3 separate regions of the Mus musculus genome follow, and regions 2 and 3 are each linked to region 1. Evidence: chromatin loops called from intact Hi-C (ENCODE). Cell type or tissue: heart. All regions are shown on one strand.

Region 1 (8,000 bases):
TGCTTTGATGATAATGGACTGAACCTCTAAACTTGTAAGCCTGCCCTAATCAAATGTCATCCTTATGAGAGTTGCCTTGGTCATGGTGTCTGTTCATAGCAGTAAAACCCTAATTAACACAGAGTTATACAGTAACACTGGAAAAACATAAACTTAGAAATGTGGATAGGTAGAGTTATGGAGCGAAGGAATTCGCAATCTCTAGACTCTCCAGAACAAGGATATGTGTTCAAATTCTCTGAGTATGTGTTCAAATTCAGGAGAGAGCTTTCACAGGTCTCTCACTCTTAAACTTACCTGGGAACCTGAAATGCATTGCTGAGGTCTCAAATAGAATCTGCTCTTGGCTCTCCGGTAATGAATGAACAGCTACAGCCTTCGGTTACAATTAGTTTTTGATTCAGGAGTATTTCCCAGGGGTAATCTATGAATGCTCTTAGGGAGGTTGGTGAGGCAGACCTGGAAGCTGGGGCTCAGCTGAAGGGATTGTGTGCCTGTGGGATAGAGCTGTGAACACAGTATGTTAGAACGTAACACAGCCAACGCACCAAATGCCAGGGTTTTTAAATTAGAGGGTTGATCGGGCACACACACACACACACACACACACACCACTCACATATAGATTCGTTTATATTTATGACATCTTCCCCTCCTCCACCTCAAGCCTGACCTCATGTGAACAATGAGTCAGGCTTTACTGAAATCACTGGAAAGACCATAAGTTCTGTATTTCCCTTCAGTGAGTGACCAGCGCTGAGCCTTCTGAGGCTGGAAACCCTGGAATTCACACGGCCAATTATGCAATACTAGACTATTGGGAAGCATTTCCGGCTGGCTCAGCTGGTGATCTGATTTTACCCTGCAGCATCAAGATTGATAGGCCTTATAATTTTATCCTGGTTAGTGCAGACGTTGTTCTTATGTAACTCAAAAAAAAAAAAAAAAACAAAAAACAAACCTCCTTGGTTTTGAAAAAACCTTATACCCTTTAAGAGGGCTTTTCCCTCAGGACACCTCAAGGTAGTGAGATCCAAGCCCTGAGCTCTGGCTCGGGTAAAAAAACCAAACAAACAGTTTTCTCCTTTCTGAATTTACTGTAATTTAATTCCGCTGAATGCTGTGTGTGCTGGTTTATGAGAAAGAGGGAAAAGCACAGAACAGTAAAGCCTCCCTCTAAATTACATCCCCCCCCGCCCCCCGCCCCCCCCCCCCCAGGTTTGGGAGACTGAACTCAGCACTGCTCAGGCGTGAGCCTCACTCTGGCTTCCTCCTAAATCACTGTGTCCAGGAGGCTTCTCTGGGCACCATGGCTGTGGGAAAGAGACTTGTTGTTCAAAGGGACAGAATATCGACTTAGAGATTCTCAGTTTCTCTCCAGCTAATGAAAGGGTGTAATTTTACAGCATCACGTTCATATGCATACATAATTAGTGTGTTTATGAAACACCGTGCAGAACCTCAGAAGGCCTGGTTCTACTCCTGAAAGGGAACCCTCCAGTGAGGAGCAAGTACGTGCGATGTGACTGTGCTCGGACTGGGCTATCTATCCATCCACCATCCAAGGCACGGAAGAGATCTTCAAAACAAACAGCCAAACAAACAACCAAACACCCCACGCTTTGGTGAAGCACTGACAAGGCCAGCTACAGATCCAGCCACTTCTACAGTTCCAGTGATAAAATAAGCACTAGCTACTACATGGAACAACTGTGCTAGCCAGAGAGATTTTTATAATCGGAGAGAAAAGCTCCCATCTTGACTTGCTAAGAGAGACAACTCCTCTTTCCTTGATTATAAAGAAGGAAGACAGATGGCTTCTTGTTTAAGACTGTAATTTCAGCATCCTCCCTCAGTTAAAAACAAGATGTCCTTTTCTGGCTTTGAGGGAAAAATCTCATGGGAGGGATTTTTATTCCTGGCTGTATTGAATAATTCAACAAACACCCCAGAGAGCCCAGGGAGATATAAAGAAGAGAATACTTCCCCTTGTTCTCAGGGAGTTTACAATCTTACTGTGGAGTTTATGAACAGAATTGGGACCCACAGCAATTAATGCTTTATTTCTTCATTTCCAGCTAATGACCCAGTGGTTACCCGTAGGGAAAGAAGCCTTGGAAGTCACTCATCCTGTGCCTAGGAAAGAGCCTCAGGTCAAACTGCAGAAAAGTCAAGGATCTGAAGAAGTTGTTGTTGAGTGCTTATTCACTGACCTGTCCACTGCCTACCCACATTATTTAATCTTACACTTTGCAGCCATCCCTGCTATCAGGACTTCACAGAGGATCATGAGGTTTGGAGGAACAAGCCATCCAGGAAATGGTAATGCAAAACACCAACTAGGGAATTTTCTGTGTGTGAGTTTGTCTCCATTCCATACCCCTCCCACCCACACCCATTCCCCACCCTCTTGTTTAGATTTCTCCTTTCCTTGCTCCTCTAGTCAACTTCCCCTTTGAGTTTGAGTCACCTTGAAATCTGCCTTTTATGGACAAGTCAGCATTTCTGGGGTCTCACTCTGGTATCTTTGCAAACCTTTTGATCCCAGTCTTTGCAACACCTTGACAATATGAAACAAGACCGGAATGTTTATATGAGTGTTAGATACATGCGCGTTTCGGTGATAGTTAATCATGACCTTGTTTACTCTCGCCATTTTTAAACTGCTCTCGCTTCACTGTATCTGTAATGACTTCCCTAACATTGGAAATTTCTTAAAGGTTGTGCATGTCTAACTTGTTGCTACCCCCAACGCATATTAATACAGGTTTCGTTTTTTTTAATAAGAGAGTAGCAACTTTGCCTTTTATCGCCTGTTTAATCTTAGTGCCATAAATTTCTAGACTGTAATATAGTGAGTGCCTCGGTAAATATTTTAAAGATGAATTGGTGCGTGTGTTTATGTGTGTGCCCGCGCTACCATGTGTAAGAAAGTTTAGTGAAGAACCAACATGGCTTTGACTTGAGGGCCTGGAGTACTACCTTCCCCTCCCATTTCTGGCTCTTTTACTACAATTTCCAGTTGGGTGCTCTCACTGTCGTCGGCCTCCTTCAAGGCTTAGTGTCCACATCAGCAAAATGGGGCCAGGAGCAACAGATGATATTTTTCCACTTCCATCACCCATTCCTTCTCCATGGGAGGTTTTGCAAATACTCTCTCTTCTGGGTAACATAAACAGCCGCCAGAGCCCTAAAAAAAGCTCCGGGTCAGTGACCTCAGAGGCGCTCCCACCCGGGAGAAGGAGCGACCCCCGGTGACCTCCCCGTGCCTCGCGCGTACAGAAGCAAGTCGGCCGCCTTCCCTCTGCGAGCCCGCCGGGTCCACGGGCGCCTCGGCCTCAGACGCCCTCTCGCCGCCCCGAGGCAGAGCTCGGCCTCGGTGCCACCGCGAAATGGGCCCGGCGCCGCGCAGACTCCTGCGCGCGCCCAAGGGCCCGGCCTCGTTCTGGGCTGCCGTCGTCCCCGCCGTCCGCGCCGCGCGGCGCTGCACTGGGGGCGGGGAGTCTGATGGGAGACGCGCGCGGCGCCGAGGAGGAGGCGGCTGCAGCCCGGGAGAGGGAGCGGGAGCGGGACTGGGAGCGGGTGGTGGGAGGCGGGGGCCAGGGGGAGGGGCTGCCGCCGCCGCCCGCCCCTTTCCGCTGGGGAGCAGCTGCAGCAGCAGGAGCGGAGCCGGAGCCGCGCAGCCGCCGCCGCCGCCGCTGCCGCCGCCGGGGGATGTGGCCGGCGCCTGCCCCGGACCGCGCAGCCTCCTGAGTTCTTGCCGCTGTCGCCGTCGCCGCCGTCGCTGCCGAGTCGTGCGGGGCCAGGCCGCGCCCTCCCCGGGCGCCCGCCGGCTCGCATGCCGAGGGGCTCCGGGGCGTAGCTGCGCGCCCGGCGCCGCCTCCGGGCTCCTCCGGCCCCGCCATGGGCTGCTGCAGCTCCGCCTCCGCCGCGCAGGTGAGGGGCTCCCGCCTCCCGGCCGCCCGCCCGGATGCCACCCCGCGCTGTGAGCGCCTGCCGAGCCGTGCCCTTCGCTCCCCTGCCGTGCCCTGCGCCCCTCCGGTCCCCGCCGACCTCGGCGCTTCGTGCCTGGTCCCCCAATGCCCGCTGCGCTCCCTCCCCCGCTTTCGCACCTGAGCAGCCCGTCCCGCCCGTCTGCAGGTAGAGGCGCCCCGGGCGCCCGCTCTGCCCCGGGGAGGCATACGCTTCCCTCTCCTTGGGGCCCGCCAGCCTGCTCTCCACCTCCGCCGAGCCCCCCCGCCACCCACAGACTGTTTTCCGTGTCCCCAGAAGGTGTACCCCAGCTTGGGCTCTTCACCTCTCTTCCACCTTATTCTAGTTTCGGATCCATTTAATAAGCTGCCCATTTCCCCTGGTCTGCGGGCCCCCTTGGCCGGGATCAGGTGCTTCACTGGGTCCCGGTGCCCTTCCAGGGCCCATTTCACAGATCCCACCCGCTCGTTCCCCATCCCATCCCCCCTCTGTGCCTTGACCCTGAGCACCGCGGCCTCTCGGCGCACCGAGGCCCCTGCGGGAGCGGGGGGACTGGGCTGGGAAGGAGATTGGGCACCTGGTGGGTGACGGGAGCGTTACGGAAACTCCCTCTTTGTTGCCAGTGTAACAGGAGGAAGAGGTGCCGAATTTAGTTTTTCTGTGGGCACTGGCTGGATGTTGTCGCTGAGGGCTGAGATGCAGAGATTTCTCTCAGCTGCCACCCTGCCCCCATCCAAATTTCGCTAGCCGCCTTCTCTTTCCGATCAGAGCCTTTAACCTGGGTGGAAATGTTTGGACAACTGTGTAAGGATCAGATGTAATAGAACTTGACTGCTGGCCACTAATAACTGAGAGGACCTGTTTGTAAATTATCTAATTTAGTGGATTAGTGAGTGTATTTACAAATACGATAAAAAGCAATCAGGAATACTGCATCAAACTGTCTGGTGGTGGTGTATGAAAAATAGGCTCTGACAACGCCTGGGATGTTTCTCCACAGTTTCATTAGCGTAGAATTTAACAGTAGTCTGTGATTTGTTTGTTTGGTGGTGGTGATGGGGAGAAGTATGCGCTTGCTTCTAGAAATAAAGGCTGGTTGGTTCTTGGCGAAGAAAAAAAAATGCTAGTTTTTTGGGGAAAAAAATTCCTCTAGAGATGTAGCATCTGTGACACAGAAGTGCTTGGTGCTAAGTGACTATATATAACTCAGGTTTAAATAACCTGCATACTTGCTCTGAAAAATCTGAGATCTGTCACAGAAACAACTAGGATTGGAGATGAGTGGAGGACATTTATGGCTTTATTGAGCATTGATCCTGTTTGTCCAGTTCTTAGGCTGGCTGGTTTAGTTAGTGAAACCTTATTCAGTTAGGATAGCAAAGGAAAACCATGTGCCTGGTGTTAAGGAAGGCTGGATCACGGCTTTCTATTAGCATATAGAGGTGTAGAAAAACACATACCTTTGGGGATTTAGTTGGGGATTTAGGCAGGGGGTGCATCTATCAGTTGGGCATTGCTCATCTAATAGTTGTTTACATAGAGTTTTCATCAAAAAGTGTCTTTCACATTCCCTTTCTTTTCAGAATCGGGTTACTGTGCATGCTCATTTGGTGGTGAAATGCCTTTAAGACAGCAAGGTATTGATAGTTTATGGATGGCTTGTTCAATGTGTGAAGGATAGTGTGGGAGGGATGGGTTCTGCCTCAGGAGGCCACTTTAAATGGGCAGTGGGTCACGGGCTTGTCTCCCTCCATGCAGACCGCTTCCTCTCTCCCTTTCCCCTTCTCCCAGCCACTGCTTTCTGCACGCCATGTGACACAGACAAGACTCCTGTCATGCACCTGGGGGTGTGCTTTTCTCCCCCTGTGGATTTCTGTAACCAATCAGCAGTTTGTCAACATGCTTTAGTTCAGTGTTGGGGACTTGAAGTATTCAGTGGAGCGTCCAGGCAGGTTTTTAGGTACAGGGCTTGCCATCATTTTTTTTTTTCTTATTTTAGATTTTTTTTTCCCATCATTTTCATTTCTGAAGTGTTCTCGATCCCCTGATGTCTTCAACACTCATCTCAGAAGCATCAGGCATCTAGAATGCTCTTGTATTTATGTGTGTTGTGTTGAAATAAAATAGGGATGCAACTTTAAATGTTCTCTAGATGCAACGCTGCACATTACTGAGCTAATCTTCAGGGTCAGGAGTGTCTTTTCAGGCAGAATATGTTTGATTCTGCTTTCTACTGAGCTGTGAGGTTCTTGAGTGTAGAATTTGCCTTTTTCCCCCCTCCCTCAGCTTTCCATTTATGCAATGCCTCACTGTATGCTGCAGAGCTGCTCAGCTGCGGTTATTGAATGGAGTGCATACGTAAATTTAAACATTTGGCTAGCAAGTCACTGATTGTGAAGCCCCCCCCCCCAGCCCTGATCTGTGTCTCGCACTTTCCACGGTTTGATAGTCTAAGTTCACCAGACTATCCTTTTCTGAACTCAAACCTCAACTTTGTAAAGTTAAAATTTACTGTGGGAGACCACATTTATTCCTGTTCTGTCAGTAGCACCACTGGTTTGTAAAACGGAGCAGCTTGCCTCCTTTGCTCCTGACACCTTGCTCAGTGTGGGTATTTATTTTAGTCAGTGCAGTGCTATAGCATCTTAAAAGACTTGCGTGCAAGCTCTGATGATACCCTGTAGAGTCAATCAAAATACGATATACTCAGAGGTATCACCAGGAACTTTGAAGCTAGACTTTATCAGTGTATGTAAAGTACACTTTATTTTTGTTCTAGAGCTGGGTGTTGAAGTGTAGTTTTCCCTCCTAGTCTTTTACTGCGTTGCAGATGCTCATAAAAGAGTTTATGGTCTTCTGGACTTTGATCCTTTGTAGTCCAGATACTATTTTTTCCCTTGGCCATGACTAGGTATCGTAATTCCCCACCAAAATAATTATTCCACTTTGAGAATTAAAATTAAAACATCATATTCTGTGCAGGTATTTTACTGCCAAGGAAGCAAATTATTTGCAAAATAATCTGTATGGTATTAGACACATACATTTAGGAAAAGTGTCTGGTTCCATGGGCACTTACAGAACTCTTAGGGCGATTTTTCTCTGGCTTAAATAATAGTCAGTAGTTACACATTGTTGGAAATGGCTCAAAACAAACCCAGTATATGATGCCTAAAAGTCTGCTTGAAGGGGGTATCAAAGTAAGATGATCTGGAGTTTCTTTTTACAACATTAATCCTACCTAAGAGTGTTAAAATTTCTCCCCATCTGTCCATAATTAGTTTCTTCTGCTATAACCTGCTATACATAATTTCTATTCTTGTAATGCTAAACTTCAAAGTTCCCTTGTAAATCTTCAGATTTATTAAATGTTCTTTCCCATTGACAAACCAGTGTAAATGAAGGGGGTTTGTGAAAGATTACTTAGCAAATTGCTGTATGTCTTTGTCCTTAATGGCTAGATCATTATTTTCCACTGCAGTGCTTTAGAGGCGAGGAGGTTTCTCAAGCTTTTGAGGTTCTGTGTCCTCCTCCTAACCTCAGAATTGGAAAGAGCTAGAGAGAGGGGTGGGGGAGGGAGAGGAAGAGAGAGAGAGAGGTGCACAGACTTTCTAGTGGAAGAGACTACCTGTTGTGAGCCTCAATTTAGAAGACTCTTGGGCACTGTCTTGTCCCAAGCCCTTCAAACTGAGGGTGACATTTTTAACTGCCATATCCTAATTGCTTAGCCATGCTGCCTTAAAAACAATTGGGAATATTTACTCATTACTATTTGTCTTATAATACTTTCCTAATGCTGTATTCTCACCTGCTTTGTAGAATTTGAAGTCAGGTGATAGAAATGAAATTGAAGGATTAGTGGAATCACTGACAGAGACTAAATTGTTCAATTAAAAACATGATCTGGGAAGTAAACTTCATTTAGAAGCATAAAAGATCATGCCAGAAATATGTAAGGCAAGCTGTGTTGGTGGCCAGGCCTATAATCTAAGCACTCAGAAGGCTGAAGGATTGCTACAAATTCAGTA
Region 2 (8,000 bases), 56 kb before region 1:
CAGGAGACAGCTATATCAGGGTCCCTTCAGCAAAATCTTGCTGGCATATGCAATAGTGTCTGTGTTTGGTGGTTGATTATGGGATAGACTCCCCAGTGTGGGTTAGGAGCTGGGTCTGGACCCTCTGCAAGAATACCAACACTCTTAACTGCTGGGGTAACTCTCCAGCCCTAGATTTGTGTCACTCCCAAAGCACCTGCTATGTTCCTCCTAAGGCCTCCCTACACGTGTGCTCCTGGAGCCCCTTCAGTGGCGGCTTATTGTGTAAACCATTGTTCATAGTGGTCTCCTCTTTGGCTAGTTGCGGCCTGGCAGGTATTTGGGTCTTCCTGCGTATTCTATGCTAAATACTATTTAAAATGTCTCAAGAGTCACAGACAAGTTTTTTAAAAAAAGATTTCTGAATAAGGAATCAGAGAAGCAGTGAGCTGAATCTAGGCAAGCGCTTCCTTTAAAAAGCCGTAATGTAACAAAAACCAAAACAAAACAAAACAAAAAAAAAAACAGCTAGAATTTAAAAAAGAAAATTACAGCACTCTGAGGAAGAAAAAAATGTTTTCTTCAGTGCTGTAACTACTGGAAAGCATTCCTGTAAGTAACCCTAAGATGTAACATTCTTTGGTTCACACACTCAACAGTCAATGAAAATAGATGGGAACAAGAGAAAGCTAGAGTGGGTAATGGGGTTGAGACGACCAAAATCCATCATGCACCTGCGTGGAACACTGTAATGAAAACACTGCCACGTATACTAAACATTCGCTAAAAGAAGGGAAAGGGGCATGTGGGCTCATATTTAAATAACAGGCCATTGCCTCGCTGAGACATTGATAAAGCTAGCCCCCCAGGGGAACACCTCAATTAGCTCTATTTTCCAGATGATCAGATCAAGACCCTGAAGTCCGATTCTTGTCCCTGTTCCTCTTCTCAGAACAAATCAACCCTGTGGGAAAAAACTGGGCACCAGATAGCGCCGGCACAAATAACTGCCTCGTTTTTGCGACAGGCTGTGTCTCAGGACTTCTTGGCCGCCATAAGAGGGTAATGAGCCCATTGATCATTGCTGTGTTTCAATAAATATCTTTTTCCTGATAATGAGCCAATTTATAATCTAAACCCAGACATTGTCTGGCCTCAGAATACGTGATAAATATGTATCACCATAATTGTTATTATTTGGTACTGCCATCTGGGTCACTTTTTTTTTTTAAATAAAGGGGTTTTTGTGTGCTTTTGAGAGCTGCTTCTTCCAGGGTACCATGTCCTGGAGACGCTGTTTCAAAGAATGGCCTGGGAAATAGCAAGACATTGGAATAGCCGTCTCAAACTGTTTTCTACTGTATGCTCCCATTTCTAACAAAATCTCCAGCCCATAATGACCCCTGCCAATCATGCAGCTGCAGTTTCTTCGGCTCCAGATACACCAGGCCTGGTGCCAGATGTGGTGGAGAACGCAAAGTTTTGCAAGGGACAGACTGGTCCTTGGTACTCAGATAAATGAGCACTCTTATATGAGGCTGAACTGTGGGTGGCAGATAGGCTATTTTGCTCTCTCTCTGTGTACTTTACCATGCCTCATTCTATTCCACCATCAAAGAAAGTGGTGCTACTGTGAGCAGGTCAGCTTTAATATCACATAGATCGCTGTAAGGCAAAGTGATGCTTTGAGTATGAAAGGTGGGGGCGGGGCGGGCTGAGGTTTCAGAATGCTTTCAGCTACATCTATTCTGATGTCCCTGCATGAGCTTCCTTTTTTTCCCTGGCTACTTGGGTAAAGAGGCCTGGGTCATTTGCCTCCCAGGAAGGATGGAGCAGAGTGGAGTGTGGAGAATGTCCCCAGGCCAGTCCAGCATGGCAAAATGCTTTCTTGTAATTACATAGGAGAGGCGCTGGGTGCAAGGTGGTAAGAGAAACTATGCAGAACAACTAAACTAGGAGACTCACAAGGCCTGAGAGTTATTTAATTCTCAATGGAGAGGTAGGTACCTTCTACGAGCTTCAAGCACAGAACCAATGTCATCACTTGTTATCTTGATGTTCCTTATAGTAGTGAAGTAAATGATTTCTGACAAGACAATCCCAAAGGCTACCCTGCAGGACTATGTTGTGTATTTAACCAAGCTGTATATGTAACCCAGTAATTGTCTACTCACTGAAGTTCCTCCCTCCCCTGTGTCTTCAGGGTTTCTCAGCGTAACTAGCCCTGGCTGTCCTGAACTCACTTTGTAGACCAGGTTGACCTCTAACTCACAGAGATCTGCCTGCCTCTGCCTTGGGTGCTGGGATTAAAGACACGCACCATCACAAATGGCCAATTTTCCTTTCTTTAAATATCTAGAAGCATCCCAGTCTTTTTTTTTTTTTCATGTTCTTTTAGGTGAATGTGTGTGTTGCCTACATGTTTGTCTGTGCACCGTGTGCATGTCGGGTACCCAGCAAAGCAGGTGTCAGATCCCCTGGGACTGGAGTTACGGAGAATTACGTGAGCCATCGTGCGATTACTGGGAACTGAACTCAGAATCTCTAGAAGAGCAGCCAGTGCTCATAAATGTTGAGTCATCTTTCCAGCCCCAGATATCTCATTATTTAAGGACTCAGAGTCAATTTTATCATCTGTGATTTTTTAATTTTAATTAAATGTTAATTTTTAATGTATCAGCTTGCTGGACCCAAAACATTTGAGCAAATGATATTCTGGCTGTTCCTGTGAGGGTGTTTTTGGGTGAGATGAACAATGAAATCAGTGAACTTTGAGTAAAACAGATTGCCCTCCATAATGTGAAGGTCAAGGGAAACAAACCCTCGTCTTTTAAAGCCAGCAGTCGACCTTCAGCTTTGAACTCCATGTCATACCAACACTCTGGGGTTTCCAGCCTGACACCTATCCTGTAGGATACACAGTGAGGTTTTGTCTCAATAAAAGAAGGGTCAGGGGGTTGTTCAATGAACTCTGGTATAGAGCAAACTAAGCCCTGAGCTGATCTCCAGCACAGCAGAGAGAGAGACATAGACAGAGAGAAGAAGAACAAAGGAAGGGAGCGAGGGAAGGAGGGAGGGAGGGAGGGAGGGAGGGAAGAAGGAAGGAAGGAAGGAAGGAAGGAAGGAAGGAAGGAAGGAAGGAAGGAAGGAAGGAAGAAAGGAAGCCATTTATAAATTGTAAGTTTGACTCAAATTCCAATTCTACAATCAGACAAACTATTTCCTGTTTCTTAGTCTCTGTCATGTGATAGGTAATATTGGGGTCTACCTCACAAGGTTGTCATGAGGAGGACATTCAAAAGTGCCTGGTCCCTCCTGCTTGACTTCTGAATGAATATTAAAAAACTGTCAAGTGAACATATGTTGTCCTGGTCCAGCATGAAACTGGATCAATAAACATAATCTCAATAATTCCCCCAAAATATAGCTCTTCAGGCCCTGCTAGTCTCTGAGGTGCTGGGCCTATGAAGTCAGAAGGCAGGGCTGTAAAGACGGAAGGCAGAGTTGTAAAGATGAAAGACAAGGCTGTAAAGACGCGGTTGAGCTTGCCTGGCTCACAGAAACCTTTAAGCCTTGTGTGGGGTACATGTGGGTCTATGCTCACCGCGGCAGGGGGGGGGACGGGGGGACTGGGGGGGTATTGAAGATAATTTTCTATGGAAACTGAAACAAGCTTTCTCTTCACCAGGACCTTCTCCAAGCTTCCAGGCTTCCAGGCTTCAGTCATGGGCCCTAGAGCTAACAGAGAGCTGGTTTCTGTACAATACTTCTGAGCTCCCAGCAAGCCTGGGTGAAAAATAAACTGGGCAGTGGAAGGTGCTGGTCTCCAATCAGCGATCTTCCCTGGTGGTCCCTGTTCCTTTTCCTGTCACTCATATGCCTTGCTGTGTGTGCTCATTTCTCCCTGTCACTAAGAGTTTTGGACGTAGGACTGTTGTGTTGAATGTTTGTTTACTTCCAAAGAAAAGAGACTCCTATACCAGGTTGGCATCAATATTTCCACAACTTCTACTTGCCCACATCTCAGAAAAGGTGGTTCACTCACAAGTACCTGTCTTATCAAAAGCAAACAGCAGAGGGCAGTATGGGTGCTCCTTTCTGGGACACAGTTCACTAGAGCCACAGTTGAGCGATGGGTTTTCTCTGGTTGCTTCAGAGAAATAAAGGAGGAAGACTCGCGAATGTGCCCATTTTCTGTTGTTGCACTGTATGCCTTGAAAAGACACCCCCTCCCCCCCATAGCTAATAGCTATGTAGGTCAGAAGTTCAGGGCTTGCACAATTGCATTCAGTGAGCATGCGTGGGTGTGGCTGCCTGGAAGGAGTGACCCAGGAAACTGTCATTCCACAGGGAACCGTAGGCATGGCTAGCCAACTCAACGGTGCCAGCTACTTCAGTCAAGAAAAACAAAAGGACGGGGTCCAAGTGCTACTGAAGACTGTAGGAGATCAGCTAAATTGGGGGTTTGCTGTGTTTACAAACTCTCCCCCAAGAGTTCCAGAAATGTGAGCTGAGAGAAAATTTTATTTGCTAGAGAACACAACTAAATGATAGCATGTGCCAGGTTCTGAGTTCAACACCCAACCCACTATGAGAAGAAAAAAAGGGGAAAGAGGAGGAAAGGAAGGGAAAGGGGAGGGAAGGGGAGGGAGGAGAAGGGAAGAAGGGAAGGAAGGAGAGAGAGAAGAGGAGGCAATTTAATTTTCTGTGACAAAATAGTATTGTCACACAGTGCGAAAGAGCGTTGGATTCATCAGTGTAGTTTTATTTCCTGATAATGATTAAGCAAAACAAAAACTTGTGACACTAGAATGTCTCTACTCTGTCCTGGACCCCTCAAGGCTACTCTTTCTTGTCCTGCCTAAGGTACTCTTGTAGGAAATGAACACCGTGGAACTTGAGAGCATCAAAGGCAGCCGCCCCTCCTCTGCCTTCAACTAAAGCAATCCACTTAAGCAAAACTGGACTTAGTGGCTCTATTCCAGTCTATTCCAGCATACAGCCTGAGACCCGTGCAGCCCATCTGCCTCTTCTTAGTCTCTAGCATGTTATATTTTGTTTTAAAGAGTAGAGGCAGCTGAAGGTAGGTCCGTGCTCCCTCATCATGGGGGACCTTTCTGACCACTTGTTTAAGGAGTCTGGAAGCCATACTCCTCTCCTGTCTGGTATTTAAGACTGTGGTTCTGAAGGTCCCAGTTGGGGAAGGAGTATGCTTACTGTATGCTTGGCTCCAGGATGTCAGAAGAATCCACGCATCTCTCCTGACTCATTGGGACCCAAGGTGCCAAGCAGCCACATGGAGAGCAGCTTGTAAATGGGTCCCTCGGAGAAAAGGAAGAGAGGATTCTCTTTCCACCCTTCTTGGTGACAGTCCCACTTACAGGACATGGCTGTTAATCTTCCATAGGAAGTAGATGCTAATTCGGGCAGAGAGTGAAGAAGATATTACAGTGAAAAAAAAATAACCTACTAGAAACTTTGTGGGGAAAGGCTTATTACTTTTGGGTAACTCTGAAACATTTCGTTGCCTGCTTGCTTCTGTGCCACCAGCTGGCTTCCCATGGACCATAAACCCTCCAGGCACATTTAGTGTAAAACTGGTATACGTCTTCACTCATTCACTCTGGTGGCCACAACTGGGACATGACTCCATAAAAAGAGGAAGAGTCCCAGGGCAGCCACCAAGTCACTCACTGATAGCTACCCATTACTTCCTCTCCGTGGATTGTGGCTGCACCCCTTACCTTCCTATCAGACCTGACTTTTTTTCTGTCTCGCCTTTATCTCTGTGTTTCCATTTGGCAACCAAGCGTTCGTGAGCCAACAGCGCAGTCTAGGCCACACGCCAGCTCAGAGCAAACATTTAAAATTCATTAAGTGAATCTAACACTTTCTGCTTTGCTTCCAAATCACCATGTTCTCTCAGTTGGACGGGCTTGATCTCTCCCTTAATTTAGCTGCTATTTTTCTCTAGATGCTATCCTTTTCTATCCAAGACTGGCCACACAGATAAAGATGGCGACGCTCTTTCTTTTTTTTTTTTTTTTTTTTTTTTTTTTTTTTTTTTTTTTTTCCATTTTTTATTAGGGATTTAGCTCATTTACATTTCCAATGCTATACCAAAAGTCCCCCTTACCCACCCACCCCCACTCCCCTACCCACCCACTCCCCCCCTTTGGCCCTGGCGTTCCCCTGTACCGGGGCACACAAAGTCTGCGTGTCCAATGGGCCTCTCTTTCCAGTGATGGCCGACTAGGCCATCTTTTGATACATATGCAGCTAGAGTCAAGAGCTCAGGGGTACTGGTTAGTTCATAATGTTGTTCCACCTATAGGGTTGCAGATCCCTTTAGCTCCTTGGGTACTTTCTCTAGCTCCTCCATTGGGAGCCCTGTGATCCATCCATTAGCTGACTGTGAGCATCCACTTCTGTGTTTGCTAGGCCCCGGCATAGTCTCACAAGAGACAGCTACATCTGGGTCCTTTCGATAAAATCTTGCTAGTATATGCAATGGTGTCAGCGTTTGGATGCTGATTATGGGGTGGATCCCTGGATATGGCAGTCTCTACATGGTCCATCCTTTCATCTCAGCTCCAAACTTTGTTTCTGTAACTCCTTCCATGGGTGTTTTGTTCCCACTTCTAAGGAGGGGCATAGTGTCCACACTTCAGTCTTCATTTTTCTTGAGTTTCATGTGTTTAGGAAATTGTATCTTATATCGTGGGTATCCTAGGTTTTGGGCTAGTATCCACTTATCAGTGAGTACATATTGTGTGAGTTCCTTTGTGATTGTGTTACCTCACTCAGGATGATGCTCTCCAGGTCCATCCATTTGGCTAGGAATTTCATAAATTCATTCTTTTTAATAGCTGAGTAGTACTCCATTGTGTAGATGTACCACATTTTCTGTATCCATTCCTCTGTTGAGGGGCATCTGGGTTCTTTCCAGTTTCTGGCTATTATAAATAAGGCTGCTATGAACATAGTGGAGCATGTGTCCTTCTTACCAGTTGGGGCTTCTTCTGGATATATGCCCAGGAGAGGTATTGCTGGATCCTCCGGTAGTACTATGTCCAATTTTCTGAGGAACCGCCAGACTGATTTCCAGAGTGGTTGTACAAGCCTGCAATCCCACCAACAATGGAGGAGTGTTCCTCTTTCTCCACATCCTCGCCAGCATCTGCTGTCACCTGAATTTTTGATCTTAGCCATTCTCACTGGTGTGAGGTGGAATCTCAGGGTTGTTTTGATTTGCATTTCCCTGATGATTAAGGATGTTGAACATTTTTTCAGGTGCTTCTCTGCCATTCGGTATTCCTCAGGTGAGAATTCTTTGTTCAGTTCTGAGCCCCATTTTTTAAGGGGGTTATTTGATTTTCTGAGGTCCACCTTCTTGAGTTCTTTATATATGTTGGATATTAGTCCCCTATCTGATTTAGGATAGGTAAAGATCCTTTCCCAGTCTGTTGGTGGTCTTTTTGTCTTATAGACAGTGTCTTTTGCCTTGCAGAAACTTTGGAGTTTCATTAGGTCCCATTTGTCAATTCTCGATCTTACAGCACAAGCCATTGCTGTTCTGTTCAGGAATTTTTCCCCTGTGCCCATATCTTCAAGGCTTTTCCCCACTTTCTCCTCTATAAGTTTCAGTGTCTCTGGTTTTATGTGAAGTTCCTTGATCCACTTAGATTTGACCTTAGTACAAGGAGATAAGTATGGATCGATTCGCATTCTTCTACATGATAACAACCAGTTGTGCCAGCACCAATTGTTGAAAATGCTGTCTTTCTTCCACTGGATGGTTTTGGCTCCCTTGTCGAAGATCAAGTGACCATAGGTGTGTGGGTTCATTTCTGGGTCTTCAATTCTATTCCATTGGTCCACTTGTCTGTCTCTATACCAGTACCATGCAGTTTTTATCACAATTGCTCTGTAGTAAAGCTTTAGGTCAGGCATGGTGATTCCACCAGAGGTTCTTTTATCCTTGAGAAGAGTTTTTGCTATCCTCGGTTTTTTGTTATTCC
Region 3 (8,000 bases), 330 kb before region 1:
TCCAACACTGCATGCTGACTCAATGCATCCCACTCTCTTGTCCCAATAGCACCGGGAAATCCTTAAGGCAAGTCTTTTTCTCAACGCGACTGGAACACATGACTCAGCTAATGGAAACCCAGAGTCTAAACCCCTGGAACTATGAGAGGAAGGTTATGCTAACTCTTCCAGAAATGTATTGATATTGGACGCTGAAATTAGGCTGCCTCATGGAAACAATTATACCGTGAATCTGTAGGTTTAGATACTTGACAAATGCATAAAGCTATGTTTAAGGAACATCACAATTGTGAGTGTTTTGTTTTACTTGCCCCCAAGAAGAATACGGAAAAGTGGGCCTCTATCAACTCAACTGTAAAGTACTTCTACGTCATCCTCACCTGTTCTTCATAGCAAACCCCAGGAAACTCTCTTTGGCCATACGCTCCTACCTAGCTACCCTTCCTAGGTTTAAATAAGTAGTGCTTTTTCATACCTGAGTCTCACTGTCCAGCAGAGAGAGACCTCTGCAATAATATGGGGCTGCCTTGGTTTACAAGGCTCGTACCTGTGTCTATAACCCTAGAACAGTATTTGTTGAATGGATGGCTTATTACAATATTACCAACCCCTCTATCAGCTTAACTGAACGCAGTCCATTCTGGTCACAGAAACCTGTAGAGCATCGCAAGGGGCGAAACCAAAGCCTCTCAACTCCCATGCAGTTTCGCAAACAGTGAAGGGAATCTGCGCCACCATGTCGTCCACTCGCCTGTCACTGACTGCCAGATACTCAAGTACACTCCAAGCTTGCTCCTGCCATAAGTCCTTGTCACCATGCTGTGGTGAAGAACCCCTAAGACACTGAAACTCAAATTACCATGCAAAGACCTTCCCTGGATGCCTCTTAGTTTAAACTGATGGCATGCAACAGATATGAAATTGGCAGGGGGCAATGGAAATTATGCTAAATGAAATGATTTCGAAAGTCTGCTGCCTCTGGCCCACCTCCCAGCCACACAATTGGTAAACACAAGACATATTTTCCCAGTTTCATAAGAGCATGCAGTAAGCACATTTTCTTTTTTCTAACTTGGAAAATTTTCAGCCATGTGAAGCAAAGCCCTCTTCAATCATCAGCCCCGCCCATGACTTCTGCTTACTGTAAAGTCAAGCCAGTATAGAGCCGAAAGGCTGTACATGGGGTCAATTCTCCTTTCTGCCAGAGAATAAAGTGAAGAAAAAGCTTTCGGGGGAACAACATATAGCCATGCACTCTGCCCAGGAGTGGTACAAAAATAAATGATGGCGAAGAAGTTCTCTAGGACCCTAAGATGCAAAGCCTATGTAAACACTAATATTACATACACTTAAAAGTTGATCAGAAGTCTCTTTATGCAGCTTCCCTGTCTTTAAAAAGCAGTAAGTGCTTCATTTAATCTTTTGTGATAGATTCCAGTTTAAGAATCTACGTCTCTGGCTCTTATTTCAGAACAACATTTAAAAAAAAAAAAAGCTTCTTAATTCACCTTAACAGAAAATATAACCCCTTTAGGGGGGAGTCATTACAATGCCAAAGGACAGACACAGAAATCAACTTCCTTTCAGCATACTGGCCCTGATGCTGGGTGACACACCCCACTCACTGTAGGGTTCGTCTGTGACAACCAGAGTCACGAGTCAAATGAGATGAAACTAAACTTCTGAAGCCTGACCATTTCCTTCACAGCTTTTTCAAAGGCCAGGGTTTTTCTTTCTTTCTTTCCAGGGCCCCCAACAGGGTAATAGTGAGGCCCCACTGATTTAGCTGAAGGTAGTAGCTTACCTTCTGGAGACCAACATTCGCCTGCAGCAGGCTGTCCACAGTAGATCTTGGAAGGGACAAATTGTGCTGCAGGAATCCAGAGAATGTTTCATTGTCCACCAGAAAATCCTGGAGCTTCAAATCTATTGGAAAATTGTGTTTGTTTACAGTTAATAACTCAAAAAAAAAAAAAAAGACTCAACCGCTATGGGGAAGGTGGAGAATAGAATATTGATTGCTTCATTTTAAACGGATGGGTGACCACAGGCTTCTGGCTTACATACACCGAGAAGTGAGTTTCAGGAGCTCCGTCTCGCTGGCAGAGACATGAAAAGATTGCTTTCTGATGACATGTTGAGCCACACTCAGTGTGGGCTCCCACAGTCCAACAGCACAGTGGTGTTGTTACACACATGGTCTTTCCTTGTTGCCAATTGAAAAACCAACCCTTTTAAATGATCTCATCCATCCTACCTGAGGTTTGTGACATGAGCCCTGCTGCTCCTGACTCCTCAGTGCCGCCTCACGTAGCTAGCACTGAAAATACTGAGTGCCTTATTTCCACAAGCCACAGGGGCTAATCTCCCAGATCAGCAGGCAATGGCTCGCTAACATTTCTGTGAACCAGAATCGCTTGATGGGTTGCCTCAGCTAGCCGGCTGGACAGCAGTCTCAGAGCATCTGCTTCTGCCAGCTCTGGCTGCAGCAGCTGCATGTCTAACAAGCTCCCAGGTGGTGCTGATGTTGCCTGCCTGGGACCACACTTCCAAGAATCACAGGGGAGTCCTGTGAGCATATCGAGGTGTTTAAATAGACATGGTCTCTTCTTGGTTTCAGAACAAAACCTGGGATTTCAGAACTATAAAGTCCAGTTCCTCCAAACACTGAGAAAAATATGTAAACGTATGTTTGAAATCCCACCCTTTGCTTTACTAAATGCAGTGACTGCTAAAGGCTTTCATTCCGACTCCCATTAAACAATAAGCTCTCCAAGTACCAACTCCCATTAAACAATAAGCTCTCCGAGTACATCGAAAAAAGGCTTCACTCCAGTGGCATGAAATAGAAAAGAGCACTGGCCAAGAATTCAGAACGTCAGTCTCTGGCTGGAGGCTAGGTATGATAGTACCACTTGAATTTCATTTCTTTAGCACCTTTCTGAGCCTTGGGCCCCATCATCTGTAAAGCAAGAGGATTCTGAGCAGATGCTGAGTGGTGCCTGCCTGAAACACCAACCATTTTCCTGCCTTATTTTATTGACTATTTCATCTTTCTTCTTCCTTACCCCTTTAAACTTCTAATAACCCGAATTCTTTTTTGAAATTAAAACAAACCAACACCACCACCCCCCCAAAACAAAAACAAAACCAAGCTCATCTGGGACCAAGTGGCTGACCACTAGAGGGCAAACTTTACAAACTCAAATCAATTACCCGAAGAGGGGTTCCATCTGAAAACAAGACTGCAGTGTGCACTGATGAAACCGTTTCTCTTGGGATCTAAAAGGGTCTCCCTTCGTAGAGACAAACAGTCCAAGCAGATTCTTAATAGATACAAATGACCCAGGCATCTTCAGCATGGAGCAAACTTCAGTAATTTTGAACGGAGCTGATAAAACAGTGATTCTCCTCAACTCATCTATAGTTTTATCCTAGGGTTCCTCATACTATGCCACAGCTGATCTGAGGCCTGTCAATGTCCCTCCTTGAAATCAGCACTCAGCCATCTGTCATCTGCCTGGTGTTTCCATCGTACAAGACCCCACACTGCTACCACTGAACTCAATTCTTTGAGTTGCCATACCCACAGAACACCTAAGATTCACTTAAGAGGCACACAAAAACTAGTTTCTGGGTGTCTATTCCTTCAGATTACAACCAGGGGTTCTAAGGTAGACCACCCACAAATCTCCATTTTAATAAGCAGCCTCCACATTTCCAATACAGCGGGTCTGGAAGCCATATATTATGAAATGTTATTTTACTTAAGTATAGCCTGCATTCAACTCTAACTTATAAAAATGCAGAATAGGTCTTTTATCTTAGTGTTCCAAATACCTGGAACAAAGCCTGGTACAAAATTACTGCTCCAGCAATGACACCTGACTGAATGCTAGATGAGGTGACCAGAAAGACTTCAGAAGGATCTTTGAGATTAGTGGGTCCAGGAAGAGACCAAGGAGGGCAAGAGCATCAAATCTCTAGGCTATAGCCCAGGAGGAAATAAGAACCCTGACCACAAGTGTCTTTTCAAAGACAACAACATCTAGAACATCCCAGCATCCCCATGGTGGGGGGTAAGGAGAAGGAAGGAAGACAGGCAGAGAGGCTTCAGCCAAAGCTTGAGGTGAAAAGGCAGGCATGCTTATAAATTAGTTATGTATGTGTGTATGTATACACACACACACAAACACACAATACTTAAGTTTGTGTATGTACATAAATCTCAAAAGAAGAGGTGGAGAATAGATCATTCAATAGAGCACTTTTTTCAATATGAGCAATGCTCTACACACACACACACACACACACACACACACCTCATACTGGGAAACCAAATTCTGGGCTCTGTATCCATGTATTTCTAAGTTTATTTGACCTACTTAAACTTCCATGGCCTTACCTATAAAAATGAGGATCAAAAGAGAGCTCTGTGAACCTTGATAGAACAGAATAAATCTATGACCTAACACTCAGATCAGCCAGTTGAACACAAATTCCTCCTGAGCAAAGCCACAGCAGTACACAGCATCCTACGTAGGAACTTCAGAACAGCTCCTTCCTTCAGGGCAGCAGAAGTGTGGGAGGTTTGACCCAGACTGCACTCTGAAAGGACCTAGGTCACCCAGCAACACTCTGGAGACCAGCAAATGTACTTAGCATGTTTATATGATGCTTCCGTTATGTCAACAGACGCTGCAGATAAACAGCTGGATGTGATCAAACACCAACTGCCTATCCTCTGGATGAGACACAGAAACCAAAGAAGCTGGTTAAACAGCCAACAGCCCTTGGCAGTGCATGAACATAATGTGGCAGATGCTGGGTGGGGATGATGCAGGAAGGCCATAGAGCCTTGGCTACAAACAACTTGCAGTCTGGTCACGTGGATATGCACACATTATCTGCTGCTGTCCTATCACCGCTGACAGCTGCAGTACATACACACACAGGAAGACAAAGGTGTGTGGTATGATGGCTCTTAACCTTGGAGGCTGCTAGGCCCACTTGGGAATTTTAAAAAATCCCAAAGCCCAGGCCACACCCCCCAGCACAATGAACCAGAACTGTGAAGGACAAGAATTGGGTCTTGAGAATTAAAAAAAGAAAAAAAAATCTAACCAAGTTTGATGTGGTGGTGCATATCTGTAATGTCAGTAGTCAGGAGGCAGAGGCAGTAAACTGCAAATTAGAGGCCAGCCTGGGCTACGGAGTAAGTTCCACACCCGTGCTTACACAGGAAGTCCAAGCCTCAAAACAAAACTATGCAGGCAAAAAGAAGTTTAGGACCATAAAGCCCAAAATGTAATGCTGTTTCTTGCTATAAATTAGCTGTGTGGCCATAAGATGCCACTATACCTTAAAGTCCTGGGGATAAGAGACGTATTCATACACTTGAGCAATTAGCAACTGGCTAGGGACAAATGTTTATTAAATGGTAATATATTAATTGTCACTAAAATGGCAGTCTTACTGCACTATAGAGCAATGTGCAGGAAAAAATAAGAACACAGATCTTCCCTCTAGGGATTTTCTTGGTTATCACAGATTTGAGGTATAGGAGAGGAAAGGGGGGAAAGAAAAAAGAAGTGATATGAAGACAGACCACAATGGCTTTGTCCTTGCTGGTTTCTGTCTTCTGTATGCAGCTAGCTGTGTAGGAGAGTGCAAAGAATGAACCAAGCCAGATGACTGATACAGCTAGTAATCTTGGGTGAAGCCACTGGATGGATGGATGGATGGATGGATGGATGGATGGATGGATGGATAGATGGATGGATAGCTGGCTGGCTGGACAGATGGCTGGGTAGGTGGATGGATGGATGGATGGATGGCTAGATGGATGAATGATGGATGGATGGATGGATGGGTAGATGGATGGATGGGTGGATGGATGGATGGATGGGTAGATAGATGGGTGGGTGGGTGGATGGATGGATGGATGGATGCACAGATGGATGATGGATAGATGAATACAAATGCATGAATGTAAAATGAGCTGATATGACCTGAGAAATGACCAATTTTGAAGAGGTAAATTCATCTGGCAGTAGGAAGGGGACAGACCAATCAGGACACGAATGTGAAGCAGACTGGGTCAAGATGGCTACGGTATCCCTAAGCCGCCTACTTGGTTTCATGCCCCAAGTGACAAGCCGCATCAGGTAAACAACAGCTGGAAGCACAGCAGGAATAAAGCAGAGGGAAGCTGAGTTAATGAGATGATGACACAGAGCTTGATGCAGTGGTCCACACTTGTAACCCCAGCTATTCGGGAGGCTGAAACAGGAGGATCACAAAGTCAAGGTCTCCTTGGTCCACAATATGAGTTCCAGGCAACGTAGTGAGAGAAAGGCTGTGGGTATGTCTCAGTGGTTTGTGAACTTACCCAGCAGGCATGAAGTTCTGAGTTCCATTCCCAGTACCAGAAAGAAAAAGTAAATAAGTAAGAAAACAAACCCAAAGGAAATGACAAGAGCATCCACCTTTCTGGACCTACTGTGAGCCTTACATGAGAAAGGTACATGCCAGCCATGGGAATTCCCGTGCCGAGTTACATGCTCCATACAGATCTTCTAATCTGATCATGTCCAAGGACAGCTTCTCTCATCAGCTGAGCTGCTGTGTTCAAAATAGATAGTAAGAGAGAGGTGACTTTGACAAGAACACTGAGATGCCAAACTCGTGGCCCCATAAGATGTGTCTGAGTGTGCACATGTGTGGGCACATATATTTATGAATGTATTATAGATTTGTCTGAGTGAGATAAAACTATTTTGCTTTTATTTTTCTACCTGCTACAAGGTAAAGGAAAGGTCAAAGCTCACTCAAGTGCCTATTCAGAACTTCATGAAAAAAATTAATAAAAGCCAGGCCTAGTAGCACAGGCCTGTTATATCCCAGCTATCTGGGGCTCTGAGGCAGGAGGATTACAGTACAAAGCCAGCTTCAGCAACTCAACAACTCATCTCACCAAAATATGTGGGTGGGGAGACAGGTAGGGATATAGGTCAAGGGTAGAGTGTTTTTCTAACATGTAGAAGCCCCAGGTTCAATCCCCAGTACTGCAAAAAAGAAAGAGAGAGAGGAGAAAGGAATATGGAGACACAGGGAAAAATAAAAATAAATAAACCTAAAATTTTATAGAGCATCAATGAAAGGATCATATCTTCTGGAAACTGTGAGACTAGACACAAGTAGATGACCAGTAACAGACAAGTTATTCTAGGTAAGACAAAGAACGCTTCGTGGGAAAGACAGTCACTCAGTTAACCCTAACCAAATGAATTGACGGGGACCTGGTTTTTATTATCTGTGGAATGTGTGGTTGGGGAAAAAGTTCTCTGAAAAACTCTTTTCCATGTTTCTGAGAGGAACACAGATCCAATTGATCCAGCACCAGAGACTCTTATCAGAGAGGCTGAACTCAAACACTTCCTGCCTGTGTGACCATGAACCTCACTTGGCCCCTTTCTTTGTTCTCTCTTAACCTCAGTTTCTTAGACATCAAATGGAGTTGGGGCCAACAAGAAGGTTTAGCAAGAACAGTACCTGCCACCAAGCCTGGCACCCCAATCTCAGTCCATGAGACACACGTGGGATGACTTCCACAAGCTGTCCTGTCCCTTCACACCCAGCCCACCTCACACACATACAAAATAAAGTGTAATAATGTTTTTAAAAGAATATGGAAATAGTAACATTCATAAGTTGATGTAGAATGCAATGATTAAGAGTATGAACAAGAGACTGGAGCTAGGAAGATGGCTCACTCAATAAAACACCTACTGGGCAAGCGCAAGGAACTGAGTATTCACCCCCAACATCAAGGTCAAAAGTCATGAACCATCCATGCCCTCAGTGCTGGGGAGATGGACAAAGGCTCAAGGCTTGCTGGCCAGTTGGTGTATCCAAATCAGTGAGCTCCTTGTTCAGTGAGAGATCCTAAATTCAATACTGATGTCTGCCCTCTAAAACGAGTACACACAATACACACA

What was found. Peaks named below come from ENCODE experiments on the same cell type or tissue, not always from the same donor. Only the 100,000 strongest peaks of a DNase experiment are listed, where the experiment ranks them.
Region 2: a loop joins it to region 1, with 2.0 times the contacts of the local background. A loop is called at or near these places in 13 of 42 quality-filtered maps.
Region 3: it touches region 1 in a loop (3-fold over the local background); 4 of 42 quality-filtered maps call a loop at or near these places.

Annotation. Positions count from the first base shown.
Region 1 is chr4:53,436,781-53,444,780 of GRCm38, forward strand. It overlaps Slc44a1 (solute carrier family 44, member 1), which reads left to right and starts at 3,636. Exons shown (of 16, transcript NM_001374697.1): 1 at 3,636-3,936. The coding sequence starts at 3,904. In heart, a CTCF peak has its summit at 3,369; DNase peaks (open chromatin) are centred at 781, 3,501 and 4,461; H3K4me3 peaks cover 3,308 bases; H3K27ac peaks cover 2,709 bases.
Region 2 is chr4:53,380,789-53,388,788 of GRCm38, forward strand. The region is part of intron 2 of Gm12496 (a long non-coding RNA gene); the gene reads right to left. Among named protein-coding and RNA genes, the nearest start is that of Gm12496, 19 kb to the right of the region's middle. In heart, a CTCF peak has its summit at 4,048 (motif pointing right); DNase peaks (open chromatin) are centred at 4,253 and 5,753; H3K4me3 peaks cover 276 bases.
Region 3 is chr4:53,107,360-53,115,359 of GRCm38, forward strand. It overlaps Abca1 (ATP-binding cassette, sub-family A (ABC1), member 1), which reads right to left. Exons shown (of 50, transcript NM_013454.3): 6 at 1,805-1,926. Among named protein-coding and RNA genes, the nearest start is that of Abca1, 49 kb to the right of the region's middle. In heart, a CTCF peak has its summit at 3,182 (motif pointing right); DNase peaks (open chromatin) are centred at 1,022 and 4,732.